2 separate regions of the Homo sapiens genome follow, and region 2 is linked to region 1. Evidence: read pairs that join two places in POLR2A ChIA-PET (ENCODE). Cell type or tissue: Caco-2. All regions are shown on one strand. Each heading gives the region's core, and the rest is flanking DNA. Links, peaks and the distances in the headings are about the cores only.

What was found. Peaks named below come from ENCODE experiments on the same cell type or tissue, not always from the same donor. Only the 100,000 strongest peaks of a DNase experiment are listed, where the experiment ranks them.
Region 2: POLR2A ChIA-PET joins it to region 1 with 10 read pairs; 2 of 35 experiments call an interaction of 5 or more read pairs at or near these places.

The regions. Positions count from the first base shown.
Region 1 is chr9:100,265,163-100,275,466 of GRCh38, reverse strand. It overlaps INVS (inversin), which reads right to left. Exons shown (of 17, transcript NM_014425.5): 12 at 2,391-2,603. It overlaps LOC124902235 (a long non-coding RNA gene), which reads left to right. Exons shown (of 2, transcript XR_007061700.1): 2 at 1-525. Among named protein-coding and RNA genes, the nearest start is that of TEX10, 83 kb to the left of the region's middle. In Caco-2, for the core only: no CTCF peak of the experiment used is centred there; no DNase peak of the experiment used is centred there.
Region 2 is chr9:99,231,571-99,241,874 of GRCh38, reverse strand. LOC124902230 (a long non-coding RNA gene) reads right to left here and starts at 3,909. Exons shown (of 2, transcript XR_007061690.1): 1 at 3,766-3,909; 2 at 1,103-1,375. In Caco-2, for the core only: no CTCF peak of the experiment used is centred there; a DNase peak (open chromatin) is centred at 4,360.

The sequences.
Region 1 (10,304 bases), core at 1,258-9,257:
ACTTAAGTATATCTCTTAGAGATCTACAGCCTCCCTTTAGGGGACATACAAAGTCAGTTGTGTTGCCTTTGTTGAGTCCCACCTTATATTCAAGTAGGTATGACTACAAATTTTGAAAATAGATTGTCACACAATAAACTGGAGTTTATGGAAACATCAGTAGAAGGAAATACAACATTCCATCCCTTTACAGAGATCATTTACTTGCAACTCAGGATAATTTGTCATGTGTATTATCTACTTATGCTTGCCACTCACATGCAGAGAACTTTTATAAGAAGGCTGGAAAAAGAGGGGTGTAGAGGCTTTATGTTGATACTGGATTCTTTGGCAAAAGTGAAAGGAAGAGGGCATCATTAAGAGAAGAGTACAACATAGTATTTCCTCGGATGCCATCTACTTCAGTAGCTTTAGAGTCACAGAAAATGGTATGTTTCTCTATTTACTGAAGGCTGACATGATGATTAGCATTCCAGTACATAGTGGTATTTAACTTCTCATTAAAATGACTTATCTTGCCTCTTATTATTACTTTTAATGATTATTTAGTACACTTATGCTTCCCCCTTGTGGGTAAGATGTAGGATTTAAGAGTTAGAAGGACTCAAGATTTAGAAACATTCGAGATACAGCCAGGAAGTTATCTTTCAAGAATCTGCCCAGGCTGGGCACAGTGGCTCATGCCTGTAGTCCCAGCATTTTGGGACGCCAAGGTGGGCAGATCACTTGAGGTCAGGAGTTCGAGACCAGCCTGGCCAACATGGCAAAACCTCATCTCTACTAAAAGTACAAAAATTAGCTGGGTGTGGTGGCACAAGCCTGTAATCTCAGCTACTTGGGAGGCTGAGTCATAAGAATCGCTTGAACCCGGGAGGTGGAGGCTGCAGTGAGTGGCGATCATGCCACTGTACTCCAGCCTGAGTGACAGCGAGAGACTGTCTCAAAAAAAAAGAATCTGCCTGTCCACATCTTTATCATCAGAGTTTTTGGTATCTGTATTTGCTAATGTGATGCACTGCTGCTATTTGAAATACTTCTACCCAACATATCTATCAAAGAAAAGGCAAACCTAAGTATAATCTAAAATCAATCTTTTTTTTTTCTTTTTTTAGACAGAGTCTGACTCTATTGCCCAGGCTGGAGTGCAGTGGTGCCATCTGGGCTCACTGCAACCTCTGCTTCCCAGGTTCAGACAATTCTCCTGCCTCAGCCTCCCGAGTAGCTGGCATAACAGGTGCTAACCACCACGCCCAGCTAATTTTTGTATTTTTAGTAGAGATGGTGTTTCACCATTTTGGCCAGTCTGGTCTTGAACTCCTGACCTCAAGTGATCCGCCTGCCTTGGCCTCCCAAAGTGCTGGGATTACAGGTGTGAGCCACCGCACCCAGCTTTAAAATCAATCATTTATGTGAAATAATCAGAATGTGCAAGAGGCACAGACAGCTATTTTGTATCATCGTCCAAAAAAAATGCGAAGTCCTTGAGGCAGGGGGGATTTTGCTTTTTTAGTTGCCATTTTCTCTCTGGGCTCTAGCCAAGCATTTTGTCTGTATAGTAAGAATTCAATCAATATTTCTTGAGTAAATTACTTTATTTAGTACAGATGTGTTAAGAAATGGGTGAAGGAAAGCTGGGTGCGGTGGCTTATGCCTGTAATCCCAGCACTTTGGGAGGATGAGGTGGGTGGATCATTTGAGGTCAGGAGTTCAAGACCAGCCTAGCCAACATGGTGAAACCCCATCTCTACTAAAAATACAAAAATTACCCGGGTGTGGTGGCGCGCGCCTGTAGTCCCAGCTACTCGGGAGGCCAAGGCAGGAGAATTGCTTGAACCTGGGAGGTGGAGGTTGCAGTGAGCCGAGGTTGTGCCACTGCATTCCAGCCTGGGCGGCAAGTGAGACTCCATCTCAGAAAAAAAAAAAAAAAAAAAAAAAAAAAGAACTGAGTGGAAAAAAAAACCAAGTTGTTTGCTTTAATCAAATTAAAACCAGACTTAGACTGGTCTAGTGAAAGTAGGCTAGATATTGGCATGTTTCTTTTGGAAAGAGAGGAAGGGTAAGAGGAGCAGTTATTTCTTTACAGCTTATTCTAGGAAGCAATCCCATCCCCAACTCCCTCCCATGGGTGGGAGTGGTTTGTCCCTGGGCTGAAACATTGGGACTAGTCTAGAGGAATCACTACCCAGCAGAGGTTAGGCCTCTGTCCTTCACTGCAGCCTCGGTTCCAGAAGACGGAGTGCTGAGAAGAGGGAAGATGACCGGTTGCAGGGACCAACAGTAATTCAGATTCTCATCTGTTTCCCTCTCCTGGCCACCCCAGCACCCCCCACACCCCCACTTCCACCCTGATTCTGGGTGGCGAAAACGCAATCTGCGTAGCTCATACTTACTTGGCAGCAGCATCTTTTCTCAACTGTTCATGCTTCATGAGGAGATTTTTCCTGTCTCGGAAGGCTTTTCTGACCTTGTACCCTTTGTAGACAGCTTGGATTTTGAAGGCGGCGATGTCTTGTATGGCTGCGATGGACAGGGCACCGTGCTCCAACATGAACTGGATCACTTCATGGCGCTCACCAAGCAAAGCATAATCAAGGGGTGTGTATCTGAAGTGGGAGGAAGATTTCTTTTTTTTTTAATTTTAGAATGTAATTTAAGGCACAGTTAAACTGAAAATATTATTATGCAGCAGAAGGAAACTTCATTCTAAGATGTGGAATATTCCCCAGGCAAAGCCACCTTCTCTATAACAGGGCTATTCTTTTTTTCTCCGAGGGGCACAAAACAAGGTTGACTATGACTGTGGGTCAGGTGCTTTGTGCTGCTAACCATGTCAGTTCCTGAGTTTTACTCCCTGGCAAACAAATAGGGGCCTATTGGAAAGACATGATCACTTCTCTTCTTTCCCATGTGCCAAATAATTCCCTGCCCCATCTAAAAAGGTAGTGAAAATATTGTGAGATTTGTAAATTTGAGCCCATGATTACTGACAGTTAATGCTTATGAAGTAAAAAACAGAACTCCAAAAGGAGAAATTCAGTATATGATAAGAATGGCCCTTTAAATTTCTGCAGAAAAGATGGATTACTAAATAAATAGTGATGGGACAACCAGGTAGCCATCTGGGGAAAAAAAAGAGATTCTTATAACCACATTTTATACCAAAATAAATTCTGGATAGAGCAAAGATCTAAATATTTTAAAAAGGAACCATGAAAGTACCAGAAGAAACCAGGAAGATTAAAAAATGATGTTGGAAGTCTTTTCTAAAAAAAGGATACAAAATTCAGAAACCATAAAAGGGCTGGGCGCAGAGGCTCACGCCTGTAATCGCAGCACTTTGGGAGGCCGAGGTGGGCAGATCACTTGAGGTTAGGAGTTCGAGACAGCCTAGCCAACAAGGTGAAACCCTGTTTCTACTAAAAATACAAAAATTAGCCAGGCATGGTGGCACATACCTGTAGTCCCAGCTACTCAGAAGGCTAAGGCAGGAGAATTGCTTGAACCCAGGAGGTGGAGGCAGCAGTGAGCTGAGATCATGCCACTGCACTCCAGACTGGGTGACAGAGTGAGACACCGTCTCCAAAAAAAAAAAAAATTTCGGAAACCATAAAAGAAGATTGACAAATCTGACTACATAAAAATAACAAAATTTTACAGAGTAAAAAAGACATCAAAGACAAAGATAACAGTTCCCAGAAGAGTACTAATAGCTCTTAACACATAAAAATGTTGAACCTCACTCATTTAAGAGAAATATGAATTAGACTAACATGAGAGAGTACCTTTCAATGATGATCAGATTTGCAAAAATCAGAAAAGTTAGTAACACACTGCACTAGCAAGGACAGAGAGAGTCAGGCTCTTTCATATACTACTTTAACTTCTAGGGAGGATGATTTGGCAATATTTATCAAAATTATTCATGTATATATGCCATTTGACATAGCCGTTTCACTCTTAGGAATTTATCTTATAGATCTGCTCTCATGTGAAATGCTTTATGTACAAGGCTACTCATAGAAGTACAGCTAGTCATAGCAAAAGAATAGAAACAACCTCAATGTCTATCAACAGAGGACTGCTTAAACAATGCACAGGCCATCCATATAATGAAGATATCTGTATATGCAGTCATTACTGCTATATATGAATAAATAAGAAACAATCTCCAGGATGTCAAATGAAGACAAAGAAAAAAGCAAGAAACAGGAGTTATTATGGCATGTTCCATTTGTATAAAAAATATATCCCTGTATGTTTATCTATGAAAAATGTATTTTCAGAAGTTTTCCAAGAAACTGCTAACAGTGATGCCTCTGGGGGAGGAAAACTAGCTGTCTCAGAGGCAGGGGTAGGAGGAACATTGAGTCTTCAGTGAACATCCTTTTAAATTTTGTACAGTGTATATACATCACTGTTTTGATAAATACATTATTTAGAAACGATGAATATTATTGTCATATTGTTGTATATTTGAATCTCAAATGGCAACTTTCTAGGTGTGCTGTTTTCGGCACATTCTTTTTTTTTTTTCTTTTTTTTTGAGATAGGGTCTCACTCTGTTGCCCAGGCTGGAGTGTAGTGGTGCAAACACAGCTTACTGCAGCCTCGACTCCTCCTGGGCTCAAGTAGTCCTCCTGCCTCAGCCCCCCAAATAGCTGGGACCACGGGCATGTACCACCAAGGCTGGCTAATTTTTTTTTTTTTTTTTTTTTTTTGAGATGGAGTTTTGCTCTTGTTGCCCAGGCTGGAGTGCAATGACGCGATCTCAGCTCACTGCAATCTCCGCCTCCCAGGTTCAAGCAATTCTCCCATCTCAGCCTCCCGAGTAGCTGGGATTACAGGCACATGCCATCACACCCGGCTAATTTTTTTTGTATTTTTAGTAGAGACGGGGTTTCATCATATTGGTCAGGCTGGTCTCGAACTCCTGACCTCAGGTGATCCGACCACCTCGGCCTCCCAAAGTGCTGGGATTACAGGCATGAGCCACTGCACCCGGCCAGTTTTTGTATTTTTGTAGAGATGGGATTTCGCCATGTTCTCCAGGCTGGTCTCGAACTCCTGAGCTCAAGCAATCCTTCTGCCTTGGCCTACCAAAGTGTTGGAATTATAGGTGTGAGCCACTGCACCCAGCCTATTCTTTTAAAAAAATTTCTTCATAAATTTTGGAAACATAAAAAATTGGGTAAATATACAGAGGAAAATAGCTATCATCCATATTCCCACCCTGAGAATTAACCACTGTTCATATCTGGGAGATACAATTTCCTTTTTTAAACAAAAATTACTACTTTGTCAAAATGATATAGATTTTATGAACTCAAAACACTGCAAAAAAAAAATTGAAGTAAAAAAAATCCCCCAAATTCTACCATCCAACAATGGTAACGATGACTATCACTTTTTAAACAACTTACTTTATATCTCTAAGCCTCAGTTTTCCTCATCTGTTAAACAATGTAATACGTTGCAGACTTGGCATGAGGAGAAAATGGAAAAATAAGTGTAAAGAGGATAGCAATGTTCCTGGTCCAAAGGAAACAGTTAATAAATGTCAGCTCTGATTGTTATTATTACAGGACATTCACTGCTGTATGGCTTGCAATACCACAGCTGCTTATCAAAAATATTATCTCCATAGGACCCAAACTAGTATCTATGACCATCCCATGACCACCACTGATGCTGATTCCTCTCAGGATGACTCTGACCAGCCAAACCCATAAAAGGTCTTAGGAAAAAACATCAGATGATTTATGAGGCAGAAAAAAGGATGATTATATGGATGCATGACTAGACATAGAAAATCATCTGATTATAGAAAAAAAATTATTTATCTTCAAAACTTACCTAACAGTCACAGTTAAGACATAAAAGGAAGAGGTTTTTCACTATAGGAGTATTTTGATCACTTTAGTAAGGAAACTGAGTTTGGGAAGAAACCCCAAACACTGAAATTAAGGAACCTCTATTTTAGGACAGCTTCATTTGCCACTTACTGTTCAGGGACCATCTGAGAGGCATCTACATAAACTTTAAAACATTATTTATAAGTGGATAACATTTTTTAAATTCAGGAGAATTAAAAAAAATTTTGCTACAAGTTCTAAAATGCCTTTCTTGACTGTACTTTCTCTAATGGAAAAAATTATCATAGAGTCATTAAACCATGCAATAGTAGAGCTAAATTGAATTTTAGAGGTCATTTAGTTCAATACCTTCATTTTATAAATGGATGAACAGCTCCAGAGAGGTTAAGCAACTTACCAAAGGTTATGTAAATTGTTTCTATAGAATGCAGACTAGAACTAAGATAACATGTCTCCCAGTTCAGTAACCTTCCACAACACATATATCAATTACTTAGTATGTTTCCTATAGAATAAAACTGTTTCTTAAATCAATGTGCAAACAACATACGTATTTGGTAAGTTTGATCATTTTTTCTATAATTATTAATAGGTAGTATCCTTCACATAATATATAAGCAGGATTAACAAAATTTAGTTTATAAAATATAGGGCCCAAATTATTCCTTTACCTACAAATATTACAAAAGGAAATAACATGTAGCTTAATATACCCTAAAGAATGCTGATCTGGGAGTCAGGGGACCTGTGTGACCCTGGGCATTCTCTTAACTTCTCTGGGCTTTTGTTTCCTCATTTGTAAAGAGAAGAACTAGACTTCTTAGGCTGCTTTTGGATTGAAAATTATATCTTAAATATTTTTATGTAAAAAAATATATTTTTATTATGAAAAATTTTAAGCATAAAAAAGGTAGAGAGAATAACATAATAAACACTTATACACTCAATACCTAAATTTAACAATTTTTTGCTACATTTGCTTCATCTAGACCCTTCCTTTTTATTTTTGCTAGAGTATTTTATAGCTAATCTCGGAACTCCTATCATTTTGTCAGAGGTATTGGAACCAGAGGACTCCATCTTGAGTGAGGGCTACGAAAATGAGGCTGGGGCTTGCTGGGCTGCATTCCCAGAAAGGTATTCCTAGCCTCTAGATGTTTACCGTTAAGGGAACATACTGATGTTTACTAAACAGACCCAGACTTGAGAGAGTCCTAATATCCCGATATCTGGAGAACAAAGGCATTCCTAATTTTGCTTTGAAGATAATAATATTGATTCTTGAAAAATGTAGTAATTAAGAAAATGAATCCTTTATCACAAACCCTTGTAGCACAGCACATCTCCCCATAATCTTTTTTTTAATCCTGTATATAAACAAGTATTGTACTTAGGGTGGATACGTTCCTCTCTTACTTTCGGGAACGCCCTACTCTGTCTATGGAGTAGCTGTACTTTCACCACTTTACTTTCTTAATAAACTTGCTTTTGCTTTGCACTGCAGACTCACCCTGAATTGTTTCTTGCGAGAGAGCCAAGAACCCTCTCTTGGGGTCGGGATCGGGACCACTTTCCTGTAACATCTTCATCTCTATGTGTTTAAGTATTCATCAGTAAATAATATGGGCATACCCACAATGTCATTATACTAACAAAATTAACAGGAATTCCTTAGTAAAATCTAAGGACCACTTCATAATCAAATTTACCCAATTTTCTCAAAAAATATATTTTTGTAATTGGTTTATTCAAATTAGGATTCTCAATTTTTTATTCAGAGACACAATCCAAATATCTAGCATCATTTTAAGATTGAAGTCTATACCCAGTATTTAAAACAAGTGTGATCATAAAACACATTGTGATTATTACTACTGAATCTTTTTTCATCCCAAATTCAATTTAGAAAAATTCAAATGCTGTGAATATTCCCATCAGGGTTGGGGTGAGTGTGTCAGATAGTTATTGACTGAAAGTCAGCAGAAGTTGGCAAAAATTATGTCTATACGTTGTTCATCAACTGACTAGTGTCAATGTATGAGAAGTAAAAATTAGCACTACACTGATGGTAACCAACCAAGAAACAATGTGGATATAGACAACAGACAAGATACAATTGGACCTGCCATGTGGGAATGGTCTGATGGGATGAGTAGAATGCCTAAACTGGAATGTCAATAAACGTAAAAGGCAGTGCCAAGTTCTGACATTTGTACATCAAGGTACATTGCTGATGAAACATTAACAAAGACTGAGTTATTGCCACTGTCTCTTTTTATCTATAGTTTGGCAAGTAAAGTTAGGAGGATTTTTCCTTTGGTCTTTTGGTCTGTAATTAACATATGTTTATTCCGGGAGGCAGTAAACACCTTAATTCATGCAGTTACTTAGGTCTCATATTCAAGGTTTAGCATATAAATGGAAATTGAGTTAAAAAATTTCATTGTTTCCTTAAAAATATAGCAGTCAGGCGGTAAATGCTGTTACACAGAATAAATTTTTATAGAAACAAAACAAGTCATCACTAAGTCTAAGGATTCTTAAACTTTCTTTTTTTTTTTTTTTTTTTTTTTTAGAGTTTCAAAGGGAGACATCTTCAGCTCTCCCTCTAATGAGGGAAGTTTCTGAAAGAAGTGGTAAAGGGGTTGGTTCTAGAAAACAGGAACATGTTTCCTCTGAGATGGACGTAGAGAAGTCCCTTCTCAATAAAGTTTTCCACCAACTAATAGAAAGAATGGGTGGTGGCTAAGAGGATGGGAATGGTATTATAGCAGGAGCCATTTTAGTTAGAGCATCCATGAAACATGAAAACTAACACAAAGACCTAGGTCAGAGGGATTGTCAGAGGCATGTGAACTCCATCTTAAAGAGGATCTCGTAAAATGAGGCTGAAAGCTGTTGGGCTGCATTCCCAGAAGGTTAAGGCATTCTAAGGCATAGGATGAAATAGGAGGTCAGCACAAAATACAGGTCATAAAGACCTTGCTGATAAAACAGGTTGCAGTAAAGAAGCTGGCCAAAACCCACCAAAACCAAGATGGAGACGAGAGTGACCTCTGGTTGTCCTCACTGCTACACTCCCACCAGCGCTGTGACATTTTACAAATGCCATAGCAAAGTTGGGAAGTTACCCTATAAGGTCTGAAAAGGGGAGGCATGGATAATCCACCCCTTGGTTAGCATATCATCAAAAAATAACCATAAGAAAACGGGTAACCAGCAGCCCTCAAGGCTGCTTTGTCTCTGGAGTAGCCATTCTTTTATTCCTTTCCTTTCTTAATAAACTTGCTTTCACTTTGCACTGCAAAAGTCGCCCTGAATTCTTTCTTGTGCAAGATCCAAGAACCCTCTGACGGGGTCTGGATCGGGACCCCTTTCCTGTAACAGGACCTCAGGTATGGAAGTGTGATCACAAACTCAGTTGTTACCTACAAATTATAAGAATCTTCCTAGATCTAACACCACCAAGAATCGCTATTCCTTAGACTTCACATTCTGTTTGTTCCTTTTTTTTTAGGCAGAGTCTTACTCTGTTGCAGAGGCTGGAGTGCAGTGGCATGATCTCGGGCTCACTGCAACCTCCGCCTCCTGGGTTCAAGCAATTCTCCTGCTTCAGCCTCCTGAGTAGTTGGGATTACAGGCATGTACCACCATGCCCAGCTAACTTTTTTATATTTTTAGTAGAGATGGGGTTTCACCATGTTGGCCAGGCTGGTTTCGAACTCCTGACCTCAGTTGATCTGCTCGCCTTGGCCTCCCAAAGTGTTGGGATTACAGGCGTGAGCCACCGCACCTGGCCTGTTTGGTCCTTTTTATTGGGCCTGGATTCTTGGTCAATAACCCTAATATAATTCTCCAGACCTTACATTATTCATGCAATCTGCATTTAGATTAAACCCTGAACTTTCATCTTAGCTTCTCCTTATGTTTTCATGCTACATGGTGGCATCTCTTTGTCTACTGACTGATAATATCCTCTTCATCAAGAGAAATCTCTGGAATATATAACACATTCCGCTGGCCTAAATGTACTCCTGGGCCCAGTCAATCAGGATTTCACTGACGTTATGTTAGCCAGAAGTCAGAAGCAGGACTAAAATTTTCTCATCTGCAAAATACATGCTTGCCCTAGGCAATAGATGAAATTCTGAAGAGCTATAAGATCCCATGATTCTAAATCAACATTGCATGAAAGTTTTGCTCTTCTATTCTGGCTCAGTATTTCTTAGTGTAATGTTTTATTATGAGTATAGTTATTATTTCTGAACAATATCTAACCTTGAGATTTAAAAAATCTGGTAGAAAGGATGTATGATAAAGAGCACTTTTTTTAAAAAAAAGTCAACAACTTGGCTGGGCATGGTAGCTCACGCCTATAATCCCAGCACTTTGGGAGGCCGAGGTGGGTGGATCACAAGGTGAGGAGTTCGA
Region 2 (10,304 bases), core at 662-8,661, 1.0 Mb after region 1:
GGTTTGTCTGTTTTTTATAATGCCTTAGTTACACCTGGACTCAAGAGGAAGAGGGAGAGAGGAAAGAGAACAGCCACCTAAGCAACCAGATAGGCCATGTGGGTCCTGGCGGCCAGTGACAACAGCTATCACTGCCAATTCCCTTGTCACAAGCATGTTTACGTGTACACGTTGCCTCCCTCTCATGGAGGTGTGTATATGAAAGCCAGGTACGTATAGGTATTTTAAGGGCTTCTTATTATGGTAGCAAGAGCATGAAGTGTAAAAATCTAGGCTTGAATCCCAGTTCTGCCTTTATTACGTGTATGACCTTGGGCAAATTCCTTCCCCTCTCTGGGCCTCAATTTTGTCATTACTGTCAGGAAGGAATTGGTCAAATTAAGTTCTAAGGTCCAATCCTGCTCTAACCTTCCAGAAGCTTATATAAAATATATCATTAAAGTAAGATAAAATCTTTTAAGTACTGAGGCCTGGCGTAGTGGCTCACGCCTATAATCCTAGCTATTCAGGAAGCTGAGACATAAGAATTGCTTGAACCGGGGAGGCGGAGATTGCAGTGAACCGAGATCGCACCACTGTGCTCCAGTCTGGTCAACAGAGGGAGACTCTGTCTCAAAAAAAAAAAACAAAAAAAAACTACTGAGCACTGAGAATAAACTCAGCTTTTTATAAATAGATGTGGCATAACAATGAGAAGCCATTATTTCACAAATTGCAGTTCTTAGGGGAACAGTACAGATCTATAACTAGATAAGCCACGAATGCACAGTTGCTTATTCCTATACTATCCTTAAATCACTCCATTACTATTTTGATAAATATTACAGCACATTTCTAGGTCTTCACACCTAGGTACCTCGGTACCTGCTTTAAACCTTGAAAATTTCCTTTAAATAAAAATTAAATAGACATAATAAGAATTTAAAATATGTTCTGGTACTGGCTCAATAGCACAAGAGCATGTGACATGAAGCTATTATAGTAACATCAGCAGGGCCATGGGAGGATTTTATTAGACATATCAGATACTTTATTAAACACCCAGAGCCTTCTCATCATAAATGCAGCCAAGCAGCCCGAGTGATGGGGACGAAGCACCTCATGAGCTCTAATCTCTTTATTCTGGTATTTAATAACTATGAATAAGCAGGGATGGATGGTATCGTTTACAAGTCGTCGTGAACCCAGGAAAAGGGTGATTTCAAAGGTTCCTTTGGGGTCGTTGAGGCCTTGTCTATAAAATGTGCCTGGATCATCTGGGTTTCTCTTCATCCGCAGTACCTCGTCTTCCTCTTCATCCGCAGTACCTCGTCTTCAGCTGCACTAGACTCCCAAGAACTAGGTAAAGGGAGACTCTGGAGTCTGGAACCCTCACCTGCAAGTACGTCACTGAGTTAGCCACAAAAGCCTTCTCCAATTGTTCGATCTTGTTCCCTAGCAGCCTACATTATTGTACCTGAATAGGGAATAGGGAAAGGCTTCCTGTTCCCTGCAACTGGAAAGCAGTTTAAATACATCACACATGTACACAGAGCTCTTCCTTGACATTTACAGAATGGCCCAAAGAAGGCAGGGATTCCCCAAGAGCTGTGAGCTGCCCCATCACAAAAGGTCTGCTAGCAAAGTCAAAGGCTGAATAGAGGATTTCATAATCAAATTGGGAGTGGGGAGGGAAGGTTGGCCTACAGGACTTCGGTTTCCTTTTCAGTCCTAAAAGTTGAAGATTCTATGACTGATGTAGGACCAAATGCTACTCAATGTTGATAATATTTGTTATTTAAGGCTTATGTGCCAGGAAACTGTGCTGAATACTTTACTTCAATTCTTTCATTTAACCCTCACATGAAATAAAAGTCAGCCCCGCATCCCTTCTATACGGTTCTATATCTGATTATCCACAGACCAGGGAACTGAGGTTCAGAGGCAGCTGAGCCACGAGATCACATGGCTCATTAAGTGCCAGGCAGGGTCTAAGGCCCGCCCCAGAGCCTGTGCTTTCTACCTTTCAGGGTTGCTTCACCCACACAGGGGCAGAGTTACACAACTGGATTGTAAAGGGAGCTTGCCAGAGCTCCAGCCTGAAATCATTCCTCTACCTCTGGCCACTGTTTGTCAAGGATCTGCACAGGAAAACAGGAGATCCAGGGGTGACAGAGGTGGGAAAATCAAGAGTTTGTGGGCTGCAGGGAGAAGACTCAAAGGTCAAAGCCTTTTAGCTACTGTACAGTGAACGTGAGAAAGATGCTCAGGAGTAGGTTTATCCCCAAGAGGGACATTCCAGGGAAGGGAAATTCTAACCAAAAGTATTCCTTTTTCCTTTGAGTCACAGGCTTAGTTCCTCTGGGGGACCTTGGCCAGGCAGGATGTTTGAGGCTAGAGCCAGCCCTTGTTCCCCCTCTTCACTGTGCAAATCCCTCCTGGCAGAAAGCCACCCTATCTCAAGCCTGGGCTGCTGTTTTTAGAGCCCTCCCTACAATCCGTTCATGGCCTGAGCCCACCTGAGGAGCCAGAGGTTCTCTGGCTATTCACAGATGCTGAGATTAGAGTCAGTAGAAGGTGGAAGACAAATTTAAGAGGTCTGGCTTTCTCTCTCTCTCAAAAGGCAGCCCCCGGCAGTGTTTGTTCTCAGAGCAGCCCTGGGAAGAAGGATGGTCACTTTCCTTTCTCCCAAAGATAACTGAAGAGAAGTAAGAAAGTACCTGTGCTTGAAAGCAAAATGACAACAATTAATCTCTAAGCACAAGGCCTAGCCATTAAATTCTTTGGAGAAACAACTTTAGGAGTTTAACGACAATCAAGAGCATAAAATTGAATTAAGAGAAATAGTAATTAAATCAGGAAAGAAGTTTTTGCAACGGGGATGGTAAAGGAAATTAAAACCAGTAATGTTGAAAAATGTGGTGGGCAGAGCGGGGGGAGGGGGGGCTTGGTGGAGAAGAGCAAAGAGCCAAGCACAAAGCAAACTAGGTTGGGAGATGCAGAATGTATGGCACTCAGAAAAGGAATTTGGAAATTGTTCTCCTTGAAAGACCAGGTGTCTGGCACTTCCAATTTGTGTCTAAATATGCCCAAATCCTAATGGGGACAAGCTTTCTTTCATGAAAATAGAAGCATCCACTTGGATAAAGTATTTTTTTTAAAAGCTGTAGACTTAAGTAGGGTGACCAACAGTCCTGATTTGTCCAGGACTATCTCTGTTTTAGTACTCAAAGTCCCATGTCCCAGGAAACCCCTCAGCCTGGAGAAAACCCCTCAATCCAGGGCAAACCAGAATGGTCACCCTAACTGGGAGGCAGACAGCCCTGGCTCCCCTCTCTGCTATACAGTCAGTAGCTATAGAACTTTGTGTGAGTCACTCCACCTCTGTGGGCAACAGTATTCTCACCTGTAAAAGAGGTTGTCATGAATTCCTCAAAAGAGTACAGAAGTTGCTATATGTCAAGATATCTAGAACAATGTGAATGTTGGAAAAGCTTTCAGTAAAAGTTTGATAAAGGGGAATTGAAGTTAAGAATATTGATAAAGAAAATAAAATATTAGCAAACACAATCCAGTAGCACATTAAAAATAATACATCACGACTTTTTTGGAGGTCCCCACGACCACCACATATTCAATGATTTTCTAGAATGACTCAGGTTTCAATATATAATCGTCCTCACAGTTAAGGATCATTACAGGGAAATGACATGTATTAGTCTGTTTTCATGCTGCTGATAACGACACACCTGAGACTGGGAAGAAAAAGAAGTTTAATGAACTTACAGTTCTGAATGGCTGGGGAGGCCTCACAATCATGGCGGAAGGCAAGGAGGAATAAGTCACGTCTTACATGGATGGCAGCAGGCAAAGAGAGCTTGTTCAGGGAAACTCCTGTTTTTAAAACCATCAGATTTCATGAGACTCATTCACTATCATGAGAACAGTGCAGGAAAGACCTGCCCCCATAATTCAATCACCTCCCACTGGGTTCCTCCCATGACACACAGGAATTGTGGGAGTTACAATTCAAGATAAAATTTGGGTGGGGACACAGCCAAACCATATCAGGACACAACAGAATCACCAGAGGAAAAAGACATGGGTGGAATGGAGAAATCCATGCACAGTCTTCCTATATTCTCTCCCTTCTGTAAGGAACACTGCAAGCAAGTTCCTTTCTCTAGCAACAATCAATGCAATAATGTTTCTGCCAGGAAGCCTGTTAGAGACTCAGCACCCAAGGTTTTTTTGTTGGTGGCTGGCCACATGGGCCTCTTCTGCCTGGCAACTACCAAAATTCCAGACTCTCAGAGGAATTACCTTCCTCAGAAGGAAAGCTGGTGTACTGGATAAACCACATTGTCAATCAGCCCAATCAGCCTTATCAGTTAGGGAATGATTCAAATGCCAAGTTTTCAGACACCAGCCAAGGTCCAACCTTGCAAACAGAACATTCTAGAAATAGCAGGGTCTGGCTGGCTATGATAACTCTTTTCAGCACAATGACCAAGTGGAGTTCATTTCAGGAATGAAAGAATACACATAAGTGATCACTAGAATCTGGCTCCCTAAGCTGCTATGTGTAACAGCAAATCCCAGCTGGCTGTGCCTTCACTGGTCCAAGTTCTATACATGGTGATGTGAATGCCATCAGCTCTGCTAAGCAAACTGGTCACTACCAGATTCCCTGCTAAAAATTTACCATCAGCCAAGGTCTTCTTGGCTTCTCAAATCAGAACACTGGATTTTTCTCAGTTCACCTGGAGATGAACAACTAAAGATGACTAGATCCAGACCAATCTAAACAGAAACAACGCTTGCCTCATGCATAAAGAGGCCGACTTTTTATTTACAATGGAGGATATATCCTTCTAGTGAGCCAAAATGCTTGTGTTTCAAATGTGGGGTACCACCTTTCTCAAGAGTAAGATATCTGGAAAGCATAATCAGTCATCAGAAAATTGCTTTAAGCCAGGCATGGTGGTTCACACCTCTAATCCCAGAACTTTGGGAGGCCAAGGCAGGGGGATCACTTGAGGCCAGGAATTTGAGATCCTACCTCTACAAAAAACAAAAAAAAGTTAGCCAGGCATGGTGTTCATGCCTGTAGCCCCACCTACTCAGGAGGCTGAGGCAGGAGGATTGCTTGAGCTCAGGCAGCATGTCTTCTGATATAGCTTGGATATCTATATAGTATCCCTGCCCAAATCTCATACTGAAATGCAATCCCCAATGTTGGAGGTGGAACCTGGTGAGAGGTGATTAGAGTATGGGGGTGGTTTCTCACAATGCTATAAAGAAATACCTGAGACTGGCTAATTTGTAAAAAAAAAAAAAAAAAAACAAACAAACAAAAAAACAGTTTAATTCACTCACAGTTCCACGGCTGTACAGGAAGCATGGCCGGAGAGGCCTCAGGAAACTTAGAATCATGGCAGAAGGCAAAGGGGAAGCAGGTACTTCTTACATGGCCCGAGCAGAAGGAAGAGAGAGGCAGGGAGGTGCCATACACTTTTAAACAACCAGATCTCACAATAATTTACTACCACAAGAACACCAAAGGGGAAATCTGCCCCCAGGATCTAATCACCTCCCACCAGGCCCCACTTCCAACACTGGGGGTTACAATTTGACATGAGATTTGGGCAGGGACACAGACCCAAACCATATCACACAGTCTCAGGTATTTCTTTATAGCAGTGCGAGAACAGCCTAATACATCCTCTATAAAAAGAGGCACTGCTATGCAAAAAAGAACAGAATGAAGGGCTCTGTGGTTTCTCAGGGCCTTCCAGCTCTACAGCTGTGACTGTGCATCCCAGCAGGTGCTAGCACACACACGAAAAGGCGTACTTCCCCAGACACAGTGCAGACAACGCAAAACAAATAGTACCCTGGTTACAACTTCAAAGAAGAGAAAGGGGGACAAATTTAACACACCTGTTTGGGTGATGGGCCTAGAATAAAGTATATGCCCAGTGACCCTGGCCCCACATTGTGATTTCTGCTTTGGGCTCCTGCTTTAGGGAGTGGAGACTCCCAGTTGAGTGATCTCAAAATCTGCTATGTAGCAGCTGCAGATTCCTTCCAGGTGCCCCTGATGCATGTTAAAGTTTGGGAACCACTCATCTAAGCAGCAAGTTGCTCTATATTCTACAACCCAGACCAATTTAGATAGATCCCTAGAAGAATGAGCATGTTTTCTTACTGGCAACTGTATTATTGAGTAGAACAGGAAAGACAATAGAGCACGCAACTACGTGATTCATTATCTACGATGCGTGTGACCAGAGTCAATGGGAAGAAAAATGAGTATGCATGTTTGCAGGACTAATTTAATCTTTATATATGTAATTCAAATTCTTCCCCTCATGTCTTCATTTGCTTTCTGAGGCATAAACTTCTAGACCTTTCCTTAAAATGGAGCAATCCAGACTTTGTATGACTATACCTTTGATTCCAATTTGGTGCATTTGCATGTTTTATCTTATTTTAATGCCTTCAGCATGGGAAAGAGACCCAGTTGTCAGAGTGACCAGGAATAGCATTTCAACAGTTTAGCCCTTCTCAAACCTTAACCCTACTTGGTCAATTTCACTGTGTTCCAGGCTCACCTAACATTTGTGGTCACAAAAATGCAAAACACTGCAGTTCTGCTAGCTGCTTCTCCCTATTTTGTCTCTATAAAGTCTCATGAACTTGACTTTCTCCTAAAGTTGCTAACATAATTGATTTTATTTTTACTAGCTAGTCTTGCTGTCTTCACTCCTTCCCCTTTGATTAACAATGCCCACTATTCAAAGCCTACCACTTAGTTTACCTACTTCCAGAGCCTACCCTCTAGAGACGTCAACAGGCTTATGCACAGGCTCAAAATTGGGTTCATAGTGCAGTACTGGGAAGAAGCCCTGATCTGGAAACAGAAAAGACTGGTTCTGGCCTCTGTTCTGCTGCAAACCTGCTGCACAATCTCAGGCAAGTCCCTTCCCCTCTCTGGGCCTGTCTCCTCTGTCATACAATGGAGAAAACCCAGTGAACTCGCAGCCCTTCCAGCTAGGGCATCTCAGGATTCTCTGCTTTTCCTCTGTTGGACAAGCGATCACACAGTATGGATTTCCTGGGGACAGTGCCAGTTTTGCAATCCCTGGCACCACAGCCCATACACCATGAGCATACTAGTTCTTAAACTGTGGTCCTGACTATTTGATTTCACCAATGGCAAGGGGGTTTGAGAGGGCTTCCTACTGGTTTTTCCATAATCACATAGCCATTTCTAATTTGTAGCCCCAGATAGGAATAGGATCCTAGTATACAAATGCCCAGTCCATTTAAGCTAATGACCTTGCCAGGTCATTTCTAAAACCCCAATAAAAGGGCATGGCACACAGTGCCCAGTAAATGTCTGCTGATGCCTAAACACTATGCTTTCTCTATAACTGCAAGAGCTCCATAGAATGAACAAAGCTCAGAAGGACTGAAATACAAAAACCAATTCCTTCTGCAGAATCTAAAACCTCAAACTAAAGCTATTTAAGGCTTGAATTACATCAAACAATAGTGGGGCATATTCTTGGGACTGTTATTTTTAAAGGCACTACCTTTCAAGCTCTATTGTTGGGATATCCTTCCCTCACCCCAAATACTTAAGATTCCCATCTACGTAACTCTAGTAGGTCAGTCAAAGATCTGCAGTGAAATCCCAGCTCTTCCACTTATCAGCTGAGTGGCTTAAGCTTCAGTTTCCTCCTGTGTAAAATGGGGCAAAGAGCAAACTCCTCATTAGATTGCTTATTAAATAAAAAAACCGTATCTCTAAAATTGTTGCAAATGCGCACTTGTTAACTGTTAGTCAAGGAGTTAAGGATGATCTACCCCAAAATATGCCGATTTGATATATTGATTATTTAAGGAACTGTAAGCACTTAAATAACTGTAGTTGTGGAAAGGGTTATCTGACCTGTACTTTCCTACATGTAGCAAACCATAAAATATCCTTTGAGGAGGATGCCTTCCCCATACCAAGGTGAGAAAATATCAGGCCCTGAGCATTGCTGCTGCAATGAACCTGTACAAATAAACTTATTGAAGAAACCCTTATATTCCACTATCTCTACAACCCTCCACCCCATATATCTCCTGGTGACTTCCCTAGAATTTACTGCCCCCATCTCAGATCCCTTTGCCCTGTCATTTCTTCACAAATTTATTGTTCTTTGTCTAAAACCTGTAAGTTTTCTCCCTTGGCTATTTCCTAGGGTCTTTATTCTCTTGTGAGGGTCCCCATGTACAATGTAAAAATTAATACAATGTGCATGCTTTCCTCCTGTTAATTTGTCTTGTATCAATTTGATTCCAGACCCAGCTGAAGATCCCACTGAAGAACTAAGATGGTAGAGGTGATCTTTAGCTTCCCCTACATTAGCTAGTTAACGCAGCATTCTTACAGCTTTCTCGTCAAATCTCTTATCTGTTGGGAATTATCACACCTATACTCATTTATGCATAAGAAAAGTGAGATCCAGAGAAGTGAGTTGCCCAAGATCACACAATTGCTTATGTTTTAGGGCCAGCAGTTGAACCCACGTCAGGAACACTTCCGATCACAGAAGATGGAGTAAAGTAGATACGCTAAGTTTAGAAGGTGCACCCAAAGAATCAAACAAACTTGGTCCTGGCCCTCCTCCGGCATTTGAAGAGAGGGACAATGGCTCTGGAGCTACCAAGGGGCAGCTTTATGGGAATCAAGAGCATGGCTCCCTGCACATAGGAGCTCCACATGCTTGACAGTATTTTCTGTTGAATGAATCCAGCTTTGTAGGCATTTTCATCTATTTTAACTTGATGCCAACATTTGCATGATTTCAAAACATCCTTTTCAATTCTTTCTGTGGGGACACTGGCACCTGGAAAAAAAGACTGATAAGGACAGGTGTGAAAACAGAAGCTACAACATATTTAGCTTCTCCCAGGCACAGATGCTATCCTCATCCACTGTCTCACTGGAACATGTCTAGGGTAATATTAGGGCCCACAGACCCTACTCTTTCTAATCCCTACTAGTTTCATGGACTCACTGGGCCTTTTCTCTTAACATATTTTTTCCCCAATGGCTTAACAGGCTTGACCCAAACTGCAGTTATAATGTAACTCATTTTTCCAGTTTTAATTACTTAGAGCTTCTACTCAGCATGTGCTAGCTTATGCATCCATCAGAAATGGTTAGAATTATAGTCCATGCTCAAGGGAGACTGAGGATTTGTTGGGCCAAGGTAAAGATTTAATTAGGCTTTCAGACTTACTATAGATCCCTATTCCCTAGGGCTCAGGAAACAACAATCTAGGAATACCTATTAAAGAGAATACCTTAAAGAGAAAGGAACACAAAATGTAGTATAGACACGTAATATTATTGTTCAGTCTTTAGAAAGGAAATTCTAACATATACTGCAGCTTGGATCAATCTTGAGGACATTATGCTAAGTGAAACAAGCCAGTCACAAAAAGACAAATACTACGTGATCCCACTTATATGAGGTCCATATGGACTGGGGCAGGGAGAAGGAGTTATTGTTTAATTCATGGAGTTTTAGTTTGGTGATGGTTGCACACTATGAATGTACTTAATATCACTGAATTATATACTTAAAACTGGTTCAGATGGTAAATTCTGTGATGTGTATTTTACAATTAAACAAACAAACAAAAAAGGAACAGATTGGACACGATTCTCAGCTATGTATGAGCATTGTACCATCAGAGCCCAAAGCAGCTACATAATAATGTTGTATATCTTTATGCCCAACCCCCAATTTTCCTTCTCTTCCTTCTGCTGAATGAAGCATCTCCCTGTTCTGCCACCGAAACTAGCATCTTATAAATCACTAGCTCAGAAAATTCAGTGACTTTCAGCTAGTAGTCCACTAGAGACCATGGCTAGGCAGATGGGTGCAGCAAAGAGAATGCACCCCTCACAACCAAACAGCTCCCCCATGTGGCTGCAGCATCTCCCCCAGAGGAAAAGGCCCCTCTGGACAGAGGGACAGATTTCTTTTCCAAATTAAAGGCATAATTTTTAGCTATAATTGGTACCATCAAACTCGGTATCAGGGAAAAAATCCATTATGGGTACTATCATCTTTAATTTCTTCCAAATGAAATTGAGACATTTTTCCCTGCATTTCAAAAATGAAGACACCTGTTTCATGTAATAAGCAACTCACAGGATCCAAGAAAACCAGTTTCCCATCAATTTTTTCCCAATAAAATACCATTTGTTAGAATTTACAAGAGCTCACTTACCAATATATTTCCCTAGGAAATCT